Regions from separate parts of the Homo sapiens genome. Here regions 1 and 2 are each linked to region 3. Evidence: read pairs that join two places in POLR2A ChIA-PET (ENCODE). Cell type or tissue: GM12878. All regions are shown on one strand.

What was found. Peaks named below come from ENCODE experiments on the same cell type or tissue, not always from the same donor. Only the 100,000 strongest peaks of a DNase experiment are listed, where the experiment ranks them.
Region 1: POLR2A ChIA-PET joins it to region 3 with 5 read pairs; 6 of 35 experiments call an interaction of 5 or more read pairs at or near these places.
Region 2: POLR2A ChIA-PET joins it to region 3 with 5 read pairs; 5 of 35 experiments call an interaction of 5 or more read pairs at or near these places.

What each region holds. Positions count from the first base shown.
Region 1 is chr10:74,248,798-74,252,797 of GRCh38, reverse strand. All of the region lies in intron 3 of ADK (adenosine kinase), which reads right to left. It overlaps LOC124902456 (a long non-coding RNA gene), which reads right to left. Exons shown (of 2, transcript XR_007062198.1): 2 at 1-4,000. Among named protein-coding and RNA genes, the nearest start is that of ADK, 100 kb to the right of the region's middle. In GM12878, no CTCF peak of the experiment used is centred here; no DNase peak of the experiment used is centred here.
Region 2 is chr10:74,060,658-74,064,657 of GRCh38, reverse strand. All of the region lies in intron 2 of VCL (vinculin), which reads right to left. Among named protein-coding and RNA genes, the nearest start is that of VCL, 65 kb to the right of the region's middle. In GM12878, no CTCF peak of the experiment used is centred here; no DNase peak of the experiment used is centred here.
Region 3 is chr10:74,155,288-74,159,287 of GRCh38, reverse strand. The region is part of intron 1 of ADK (adenosine kinase); the gene reads right to left. Among named protein-coding and RNA genes, the nearest start is that of ADK, 6.1 kb to the right of the region's middle. In GM12878, no CTCF peak of the experiment used is centred here; no DNase peak of the experiment used is centred here; H3K4me3 peaks cover 1,242 bases; H3K27ac peaks cover 667 bases.

The DNA of each region.
Region 1 (4,000 bases), 94 kb before region 3:
ACCCAAAATATTATGTTAACACATTGCTTGAGATTCTTCCAGAGTCTTGGAAGGACCCTGAAACGTAGGTTAACTGTCTACAAACTAAATCCATTTCTATTTCCTAACCTAATCTGAACACTTACTTTCTATTCCTTTTACCTACAGAAACTGTCAGAATAATCAGACTCATTTCCTCAATGACACTTTGCTACCTTTAACATATATAAGATCTGTTTTCTAGAGCATGATCATCTCCAACTTCTACACCAATTAAATTAGGTGCAGTGACACAAAAATTGTCTTCTATTCCTGTTTTAATTGTGTCTCAACAGTAATGCAAGCCCTACAGTGCCTTTCTATTTACTTCAGACAAAGATAAACACTGCAGATCCCAGTTAGGTTTCTTTCAGTGATAAGTATCGTTTAAAAGAAAAAAACTGTTAGTAGCCTTAAAAAGTCCTTGTTTCACACAGCCTAATAAATTCCCTCTAATTTCATGTAAGACCTAGTCCTGAGGCACAATAGCTTTAGGAATGGGTAATTTAGAAGTTCAACAAGATCATTAAGGATCCAAGTTCTCACCATCTTTTCACTGTGCCATCCAGTGTTTTGGTTTTATCCTGACCTAGGCCCCAAATAATTCCAAGATAGCTCTCACAATTCCAAGAACCCATCTAGATAGAAACATCCAAAAATGAGGGGAGAGGAGGTGTTACCTTTCCAAGAAGCCCCTCCACCAAACCTCCCCTCATGTCTCATTGGCCACAAATGAGTTATTGGTCAGATATCAGTCCTATGTTCAGGTCTTAATTAATGACTAGCAAGAAAAATGGGATAATCATGAGTGGCCTAGACTATACAGAATTTACTCACATCACACGGTAAAGAGGTGAGTCGACAAAAAAAAAAAAAAAAAAAAAAGTATCTGCCACAAGGAAAACAGCAGTAATGAATGGCTGTGGAGTAAGCTTCTTATTAAGTAAATTGGATAGCTAATTTTGACATTAATTACAGACCTTAGCTATGACATAAATCTGATTACAGGAAAGGGCTAGATGATGTTTTAGATTCATTACAACTCTTATGTTCTACAAGACAGGCAAATAATATAGTGGTTAAAAGCTTGAGTTTTAATGTCAGATTGTCCTGGGTTTGAATACCCATCCACCACTTATTTGCTGTAACAATCTTGGTCAAGTTATCTTCCCTTTTCTGAAAATCCAGATAGTAATAATATTTAACTCATATTGCTAGGAGAATTAAATGGATGATGAATGCAAAATGCTTAGCATTTTACCTAAACTTCACAGGAAGTAATCAATAAATATTATCATCAGTCTATAACATATAAACTATAATTATTATAATTTTTGTACTACTAATTTAGAATTTGTGATAACTAAAACACAGGTTATTTCAAAACCAGAAAAATTATTGATTCTACCTCCAATATATGATAAATAACAAACTGAGGATTTGAGAGGTTTAATGACACACTGAACAGCTATCTCTTCCCCCTACTCCTCCTCCTTTCTCTTGAATAGGCATCTCCTCCACTTAGAATTTAAATGCCTCCAACATTCCCTTAGGTTTACTCCTGCCCTCAATATTACAAAACCAAATTCATTGCTTCCCTCAACCATATTGCTTTTCCTTTTGAAGTTAATAGTACCAGCATTTAATTATGCAGACACTAAACACAAAACTTCAAAATCTTTTTCAACGCCCTCTCTCCATATGGATCACTCACTAAATCCTGTCAGTTCTAACTCTGGACCAGGCATGGTGGCTCATGCTTGTAATCCTAGCAATTTGGGAGACTGAGATGGAAGAATCGCTTGAGCTCAGGATTTTAAGACCAGCCTGGGCAACATAATGAGACCTTGTCTCTACCAAAAATAAAAATAAAAATAAAAAATTGGCCAGCCATGGTGGCACACATCTGTAGCCCTAGCTGCAGTGAGCTGTGATCATGTCACTGCACTCCAGCATGGGTGACAGAGCAAGACCCTGTCTCAAAAAAATGAAGCAAAACAAAAATACCTCTGAATTTGATTTTTAATCCATCCCTGTGTTCTAAAGTCACTACTACTACTACCCTATAAGAGACCCTCATTATTTCATTCATATCTATTATGAAGTTTTCAAACTGGTATACCTGCCTTTCCATAGCCTCAACTTCTCACTACTTCATCCTGTATTCTATCAACTATCTTTGTAAACTGCAGACTAAGTATGTTTGCCTGCTGAAAAATCTTCCACAGGTCCCCAACTAACTGTAAAATAAAAAGCCAACTTTAACCTTGTATATAAAACTTTTCACAATTCGGCCTGAACCTACGTTGTAGCTTCTTCTTTTACCTCTCCCTCCATGACATACCCAGTGTTTTACCCAAACTACACAATATCTCACCATTCTCCAAACAGACCTTGCCTACTTCTGTGTGTTCATGAAGAACCCTCTATTTGGGGAATAGGAGTAACTTCTCCTTTGATCTCCCTATACCCGACTATTTCTACTCATCCTCAAATATTAGTTCTCTATGATAGCTTCTTGCATACCTCACAGCTAGAGAAAATTACTGTTCTTGCAGAATATTATTTGTAATTATATCATAGCCATCATCACACTATATAATAGCTAGTTACTGCCTGTCTATAACTCCAAATAGACTGAATTTTTTTCAGGGCCAGGTTGTATCTTACTCATCTCTGCATTTCTAGTACATAGAGTAAGCATTCAGTAACAACTGGTAAATGGATGAATAGGGAGAGAGTGGCGCAATAAGTCTTCAGAAGCTCTTGTACTTCACATATTACTAAAAATACTTATTGAATAGGAAATTTAAAGCTCAATTCTACATTCTCTATTAGAGTATAAACTATGAGTGCAGGAAAATTACTGTCTGGCACTGTATTCAGTGTCTAAAATAGGGCTTTACACATAGTATAAAACTAACAAATATTAGTTAAATGAATAAATACATGAATTGATAAATTGAAGAACTGAATGATCTGGTAATTTGCGTATGACAGGATAACGGGAAAACCCTTTCATTCATTTCTGGTTGAATTTCTCAACTATTTAAACATCACACATATCTGTGTATCTAAGAGCAAGATTCTACGATGCCACATATCTTATTTGGAAGAAGGTGATAATCTATCAATCAGTATTTATTGCTTCAAATTGGCTCATTTTACCATTCATTTCCTACTTAAGCCCTATAGTAATTGAACTTTGTAAGACCTATGTCAGGCCTTAAATATATGATGAACAAATAAAACTGTGTGTGTGTGTGTGTGTGTGTGTGTGTGTATGCATGTACATGCATATACAATAAAACAACATAACATCTCAATTTCTTTCTGAAAGTCTTAAGGATATAAACTATATACAGAGAAAAATAGAAGCATAGACACAGTGACACACGAATGCCCCACTCACAAATGAAAACAAAACAAATATTTTGCAATGATCCATTTACTTCTAGTGTTTTGGGCTTTCAACTCTATAGTCATAAAAAATGTTCAAAACTAATAGTAAGAACACTATTTTCCTCTAGCATGCCTAAAAAACATTAAAGAAAATAAGAAAAGCTAGAGCCTTCCTCCCACTAAATACTTTGTTAAATTAAGAAGAAATATGTTTTAGTGTAGTCATCATTTCAGTAATTATATTCCAAAGAACCCTATAACTTGTAAAACCAGCAACAACCGAAGAGAATTTCACACAAATTTTGGCCATGGAATACTTTATTGGAAGACATGAAAAATAGATAGTGGCAAAAAGCAGCAGAAAATATTTATAATCATAAAGCAATGAGAAAATATACACCAAAATATCATCAATTCATTTATGTCTTCCAGTGGGCTTTATCCTCCTTTCTAATGTTTATCATCCTTTTCTCTGCCAAATTTCTGCTACCAATCTATCATCTCTTCAAATGGTTTGCAATAAAATGAACAAACAAAACTCATCCTCCTTCAAGGAGAATTGATGTCAGTGATCATGGTG
Region 2 (4,000 bases), 95 kb after region 3:
GGCAGGAGGATCACTTGAGCTTAGGAGTTCCAGACGAGCCTGGGTAACAGAGCAAGATCTCATCTCTACTAAAAATTTTAAAAAGATAGGCAGGCACGGTGGCTCACACCTGTAGTCCTAGCTACTCAGGAGGCTGAGGCAGGAGGAGTGCTTGAGTCCAGGATATCAAGGCTGTAGTGAGCTATGATCATGCCACTGCACTCCAGTGTGGGTGACAGAGCTGGATCCTGTCTCAAAAAAAAAAAAGTGTCTTTTGTATGCTAATAAGATGACTAGTGGCTGGGGGACCCTAGATAGCTTCAAAACGGGAGCTGGTTCCAGAAACATCAAGGCATGGTCAGAGAGTTTCTGAGTTGGTGAACACATCTGGGTGCTGGGAGGTGGTGCACCCAGGCAGCATGAAATCTTCCTCATCATATCTTGCCCTATGCATCTCTTCCATTTGGCTGTTCCTGGGTTGTATCCTTTATAATAAACTGGTAACTATTTGAGTAAAGTATTTCTGTGAGTTATGTGAGCCATTCTAGCGAATTAACAAACCCGAAAGCGGGGAGTTGTAGGAACTCCCAACTTTGTAGTAAAGTCAGACAGAAGTGTGGGTATACCAGGCACCCAATACTTGTGACTGGTATCTGAAGTGAGGATAGTTTTATGGGACTAAGCACTTAAACCTGTGGAGTCTGACACTAACTCTGGATAGTTAGTGTCAGAATTGAATTGCGCTGCTGAATACCAAGTTGGTGTCTGAAGAGTTGGAAGACTGGTTGTTGGTGTGGAAAAAAAAAGCCATACATCTGGTATCAGAAGCGTTGAGTAAAAACATCCCATTATTATATACATCAACACTTATCTACATTTACCAACAAACTGTCCAGTATCTTGGCTCATCATTCCCTCTTGTATTTCAGGCTTACATCTGGGATCAGCGGACTTGTCTGAAGTACATTCTTTAGGATTTCCTCTAGTAAAAGTCTGCTGGTGACAAAATGTATCAGTTTTTGTTTGATAATGTCTGTTTTGTCCTCATTCTTCAAAGACTATTATAGCAGTACAGAATTCTAAGTTGACAGTTATTTTATTAGCAAACTGAGGGCATTATTTCACTGACATGGCAATGGAAGCAGGAGAGAAGGAGGTATGATAATGAAAGCAGAGACTGGAGTAATGTGGGGCTACAAGCCAAGGAAAGCAGGCAGCCTCTAGAAGCTGGAAAAGGTGAAGAAACAGAGTCTTTTCTAGAGTTTCCAGAAAGAATGTGGCCCTGCTGACTCACTTTGGACTTCTGGCTTCCAGAACTGTAAGATAATAAATTTGTGTTGTTTTAAACCACAAAGTTTCTGGTGACTTGTCACAGCAATAAGAGGAAACTCTCATCCAGTCAAAAATTATCAGGTATACAAGAAGGCATGAAAATACCGCCAATAATGAAGAGAAAAGTCAATCATTCAAAACCAACCTCGGGCCTGGTGTCATGGCTCATGCCTGTAATCCCAACACTTTAGGAGGCTGAGGATGAGAGGAGGACTGCTTGAGGCCAGGAGTTCAAGACCAGCCTGGGCAACTCAGGGAGACCCTGTCTTCTTTTTTTTAGACAAAGTCTGGCTGTGTCGCCCAGGCTGGAGTGCAGTGGTGCGATCTCGGCTCAAAGCAACCTCCACCTCTTGGGTTCAAAGGATTCTTGTGCCTCAGCCTCCCAGGTAGCCGGGATTACAAGTGTGTGCTACCACACCACAGCTGGCTAATTTTTATATTTTTAGTAGCGACGGGGTATCATGATGGCCAGGCTGGTCTCGAACTCCTGGCCTCAAGTGATCCACCCGCCTCAGCCTCCCAAAGTGTTGGGATTATAGGTGTAAGCCACTGCACCCGGCCAAGGAAGACCTTGTCTCTACAAAAAATTTAAAAATTAGCCAGGAACAGTGGTAAGTACCTGTGGTCCCAGCTACTCAGGAGGCTAAAGTGGGAGAATCACTTGAGCCCAAGAGGCCAAGGCTGCAGTGAGCCATTATCGCACTACCACATCCCATACTGGGTGACAGAATAAGACCCTATTTCAAAACAAAACCGACCTAGAAATGACAAAGATGACAGAATCAGTATATAAGAACATTAAAATGGTCATAACTGTACTCCACATGTTCAAAAAACAAAAGTAAAGATTGAGCTGGGCACAGTGCCTAATACCATGGTCTGGGAGGCTGAGGCAGAAGGATTGCTTGAGGCCAGGAGTTCAAGGCCAGCCTGGGCAATATAGCAAGACTCCATCTCTACAAAAAAAAAAAAAAAAAAATCAGGCCAGGCATGGTGGCTCACACCTGTAATCCTAGCACTTTGGGAGGCTGAGGCAGGAGGATCTCTTGAGCTCAGGAGTTCAAGACCAGCCTGGGCAGCATGGCAAAACCCCATTTTTACAAAAAATAAAAAATTAGCCATGTGTGGTGGTGCACTCCTATAGTCCCAGCTACTCAGGAGGCTGAGGTGGCTGGATCACCTAAACCCAGGGAAGTTGAGGATGCAGTGAGCCGTGATTGTGCCACTGCACTCCAGCCTGGGCAACAGAGTAAGACCCCATCTCAAAAAATAAAAATAAAAAATGTAATGGCATGGTGTTGTGCGCCTGTAGCCCCAGCTACTCTTGAGGCTGAGGTGGGAGGATCACTTGGGCCCAGGAGGTTGAGGCTGCAGTGGGCCGTGATTGCACTCCATCCTGAGTGACCCAGCAAGATCCTGTCTCAAAAAAAAAAAAAAAAGTAGATTGGTTACCCTAGTTAGATAAATGGAAGATAGAGAAAAAGACCCAAATAGAACAACTAGATACGAAAGATATGTCTGAGATATAAAAATACACTGTGAATTACTAGCAGATTAGATATTGCAGGGGAAAAAATAGTGAAATTGAAGTCATAGCAATAAAGACTATCCAAAATAAAACAGGGTGAAAAAAGATTTTGAAAAACAAATGGCATCAGTGAACTGTGGGACAACTCCAAGCAACCTAATATATGTGTAATTAAAGTTTCCAAAGGAGAGAAGGTAGTGGTAGGGTAATATTTAAAGAAATTGTTTCCAGGAAACTTGAACATTTATGAAATTATAGCCAACAAACAAAAGCATCACCAACTACAAGTCTTGTGATATATCTATTTATGAAATCCAGTTACTGTATAAGTTTTTCAAATTTGGAAAAAAAATGACAAGAATGACCATTATGGAGAAAGGAAACTGAAAAAGATGAAATTGAAAAGGTTTACAGGAATAAAATTGATTATCACTAATGGTTCCCTTGTGTGGTAAAATGATAGGTCCAAAACAGAGACTGAACCATTTTTTTATACAATAAGACATCTGATCTGCACATTAAAATTTAATGGCATTCATAAAAGCCAAACAAATCCCACTAAGACTAACCAGCAGTCAGAAACAGGAAGAAGTCTGTCTTGTGTATGGAAAATTGGATTTTATTTAAACATTCAAGCTCCCTAGCTTCTTAAAGTGATCTTGCACATTTTAATAGAAATCTGAATTTTTAAAAAGTATTTAAAGAATGAAAGTAGGCATAAGGTCAGTTTCCTAAATAATTGTATATCTTAACTATATACTAATAATATTTAATTAGATAATTTAAATCAATCAACTAGTACTTCTCTCTCCCTTTGAATCTTCAACCTAAATTGCTAGAAAAAAAATCTTATGCTATATATCAAATGGACCAATGACAGCCTTATGGGATCTCGAAATATGCTCACTCATGACCCTCTAATACATTCTTCCCAGAATTACCACCTACTCTAATTTGAGACAATTTAGGAGAAGACCTTGAGTATGAGTAATTATTTTGTAAGAAAAAAAGAGCACAAATTCCTCAGTTCCATGTGATTTCAATTATCACTAACCAAGAAGATTAAATGTATGCCAAAGAAGAGGAAAATCCATTTAGAGATTATAAAAAGACTACCACAAGTCTTTTTTCTTCTTTTTCTTTTTCTTTTTTTTTTTTTTT
Region 3 (4,000 bases):
AAGAATTTCTTACATAATTGCTATACATATATATCTTCTAAATTGTAAAGAAAATACTAAAGTCAGCATGCATGCAATGAAAGTAAAAATGCAAATAGAAACTCAGATGTTCTTATATCAAAGGCTAATCACATTGCTTCTAGATCTGAAGTGTATGAACCAAATTTTTAAAGAAATGGTACGAAGCCAAAAGTACAAACAACATCAGAAATAATACACATAAATGAGAGCAAAAACTCTAAATCTGCTTTGATAAATCATCAGAATGTATCTTCTTCAAGCAGTATGTGAAACTTCAGTTTGGGAGACCATTTTGTAAAACAGCCTTCCAAATCTTCAAGTCCAAAAGTTGAAGAGAAGTCTGTCTTTTCAGTTACTACTGGAGAGGAAGAAAAGCCTAATAACTCAGTGACATCAACTGTACTGGTATTACAGTAGAGCTAGCCAAAAAGTATCTTTGAAATGAGCATCTACTTAGTATCATAGAAGTGCAGAACAGTGACTAGAGAAAAAAATCTAGGAACTAACTCTGATGAGAAATTATTGTTCCTGCACAGTAGCCAACTTTTAAAAGTAAACTATAAATAAGTAATAAAAGTCCACAAACCCTTTCTTAAATCCTTGGGGCAGGGTATGTTTTGGAATTCAGAATTTTATGGATTTTAGGAAGGTAACACTGCACTATATATTTTGTAGAACACCCAGGAGGAATTCATGTGGCATGTCATTAACAGCCTAATATTTCCATAGCAAAGCATATACATTTGTGTCAGACAAATAAATACTACTGACACCTTTACATCAGTTCAAATTTTGCTGCCAAATTAATTCATCTCAAACTTTTTAAAAAACTTCCAGCTTCCAGAGCTTTGGGATTTCAGAAATATAGCTTAAAAGATTATAGCCTACAATAAAGTCATAATAATTATGTTACCAAGTTTCAGAGGTATTTGGTATCCCAGAGGTCCATTCTGTAAAGATAATATTTAGCCACACAGCACTTGGCCACTTATATATTCAGTGTACTTCAAGTCTCTCCAACTTAAAAGCAAGATTCCTAATATGTTCAGTGTAGAAACATTGGAAAATACAAGTTTTTTTTTAAACCTCATAATTCTTCCACCTAAAGATGCCCACTATTAAATTTGGAGTGTCTAAATTTTCAGTCTTTCTATAATAGATACATTAATATAATTAGCAAGAAAATCTCTGAAGTTTTAGTTTATATTTTTGTTTCCATCTTACTAGATACATATAATGCCCTTTCAAGCTGAGAACTGGTCTTTCTTAAATTTTGGTAAATTCTCAGCCATCAGCTCTTCCAACCTGGCTTCTCCACCATTCACATTATTTCCTCTTTTTGGAACTCCCAGTTAGATGTAAGTTGGTGCCTCTCAATTTATGGAGTTGCGCTGTTGCCCAGGCTGGAGTGCAATGGCACGATCTCGGCTCACCCCAACCTCCACTTCCCGGGTTCAAGAGATTCTCCTGCCTCAGCCTCCTGAGTAGCTGGGATTATAGGCATGGACCACCACATCCAGCTAATTTTGTATTTTTTTTTTTTTTTTTTTAGTAAAGATGGAGTTTCTCCATGTTGGTCAGGCTGGTCTCAAATTCCCAACCTCAGGTGATCTGCCCGCCTTGGCCTCCCAAAGTACTGGAATTACCGGCATGAGCCATCACGCCCAGCTCATATTTGTTAATTCCTATTTATTTCTCTGTGATACATCTGGGTACTTTCTTCCAATTCATTAATTTTCCCTTCAAATTTGTCTGGTCTAGAGTTCAACTGACCTATTTTTTTTTTAATTTCAATAATTCCATTTTTTCTTTAATATAGCCATCTATTTCATATCTACCTATTTTTGATTCATGTTTTTTTATGACCATTATTTCTTTTATCTTTTTTAAGGATCTTTAAAATACTTACAATTGTTTTGAAATTACCCATATTTCCATCAGATTTTTTGTGAATTTATCTCTTGGTAACTGTGTTAATTTTCTAAGTAATGGTCTTCCTCGTGTGTTTATAGGCTCAGACATTCCCTCTTTTCCCAGGGGTTCTGTGATAGGCCACCCCTCTTCCAGAGTCCACGACCTCCAAGCTTGGTGCTCTTGTACTAGCTGATAGTGGGGAAACCACAGTTCCTGACTCTGAGCCATCTGGCAGCTCAGCCACTTCTGCATCTTCACTCCAGGTCCACAGCTTTTTAAAGCAACAGCCAAGAGCAGATGTTTTCAGCCCTCTTTCATCCAGTCTCAGCCCAGCTTCAGTTTCATACAGAGCATCTGACCCTAGGTCCCCTACATGTTATTTCTACTAGCTCCTGAACCCAGAGTCTAACTGCATGTTTCTTTTCTGTTCTTGGTCCCTGGAGATGTTTATCTTGTTCTTGAGTATATCTATATCTTTTCCTTTCCTTTTTAAATTTTTAATTGCTGCGTTTCCCTCTCAACATCCTTATGAGGTTCGTACTATTACTATACCCATTTTACAGGTGAGAAAAGAGGTATGGGGCAAGTAGCCAATCTTCCCGAGATCACTAGCTAATAAGGATCAAGGGTCAAACCAGATAGCTGATGCCAGAGACCATGCTCTTAACCACTGCTCTACTGGGATCCATTCTGACCAGAATGCTCTTTAAAATTTTGATACTTTTTTTCCCCCACCTAACTGTAAACACTTTGGACACAGGAAAGATATTTTGTTTTCTTTTTTTGAGACAGAGTCTTGCTGTTACCCAGGCTGGAATGTAGTAGTGCCAGTGCCTCAGCTTCCAGAGTGGTTGGGACAACAGGAACCTGCTGCCATGCCTGGCTAAGTTTATTTTTGTAGAGCTAGGGTCTCACTATGTTGCCCAGGCCAGTCTAGAACTCCTGGCCTCAAGCAATCCTCCCACCTTGGCCTCCCAAAGTGCTGGGATTACAGGCATGAGCCACACCATGTGGCCAGGATTTTAATTGATGGAAGTAAAGCAAAGACATATTCCAGGTAAAAAAAAGCAGCACATCAGCCTCATGTTTTATTTGAGGCTGAATATTCAGTCTAGGCCTGTACCCAAAATAAGAAACATAGTCTTCAATGCCCCTTGTTTTCCTAAGGCCCTTCCCACTTTCCCTGAGTTTCAAGCACTTCCATGCTTGTCCCTGGATACCCAGAACCATCCATGCAAGCTTTCCTCTGGCTCTCTCTACCACCCTCACGCTGCACTAGTATATATTGCCCAGGAAAGGATCTTATTAAGGCATTCATACTAAGTGCATTAGGGGACTTTTGTTTTCCATTCCTTCATAGCCCAAAGCCTTAATCTTAAAGGATTAAATTTGCGAATATAAGTAAAAGGCATGCAATATCATCCAAAAATAACCAAACTCTTTCAATAGTAGATTATCATGATGAAAAAAGAAAATAGTAGCAAAGCTCAATTTTAGGCTGCATTATTAAAAGTATAGGGTCGCCGGGCACGGTGGCTCACCCCTGTAATCCAGCACTTTGGGAGGCTGAGGCGGGTGGATCACGAGGTCAGGCGATCAAGACCATCCCGGCTAACACGTCTCTACTAAACCCCGTCTCTATTAAAAATACAAAAAATTGGCCGGGCGTGATGGCAGGCGCCTGTAGTCCCAGCTACTCAGAGGCTGAGGCAGGAGAATGGCATGAACCCGGGAAGCGGAGCTTGCAGTGAGCCGAGACTGTGCCACTGCACTCCAGCCTGGGCGACAGAGCGAGACTCTGTCTCAAAAACAAAAACAAACAAACAAAAAAATATATATATAGGGTCTAGAAAAATGAAAGTTATCAGTGCCACTCTATGCAACAAACATTAATTAAGGCCAGGCTTGGTGGCTCACACGTGTAATCCCAGCACTTTGGGAAGCCAAGGAATCCTCCTGCCTCAGCCTCCTGTGTAGCTGGGACCACAGGCTTATGCCACCATGTCCAGCTAGTTTTTGTTTCGTTTTTTTTAAAGATTCGAGGGTCTCATTTTGTTGCCCAGAC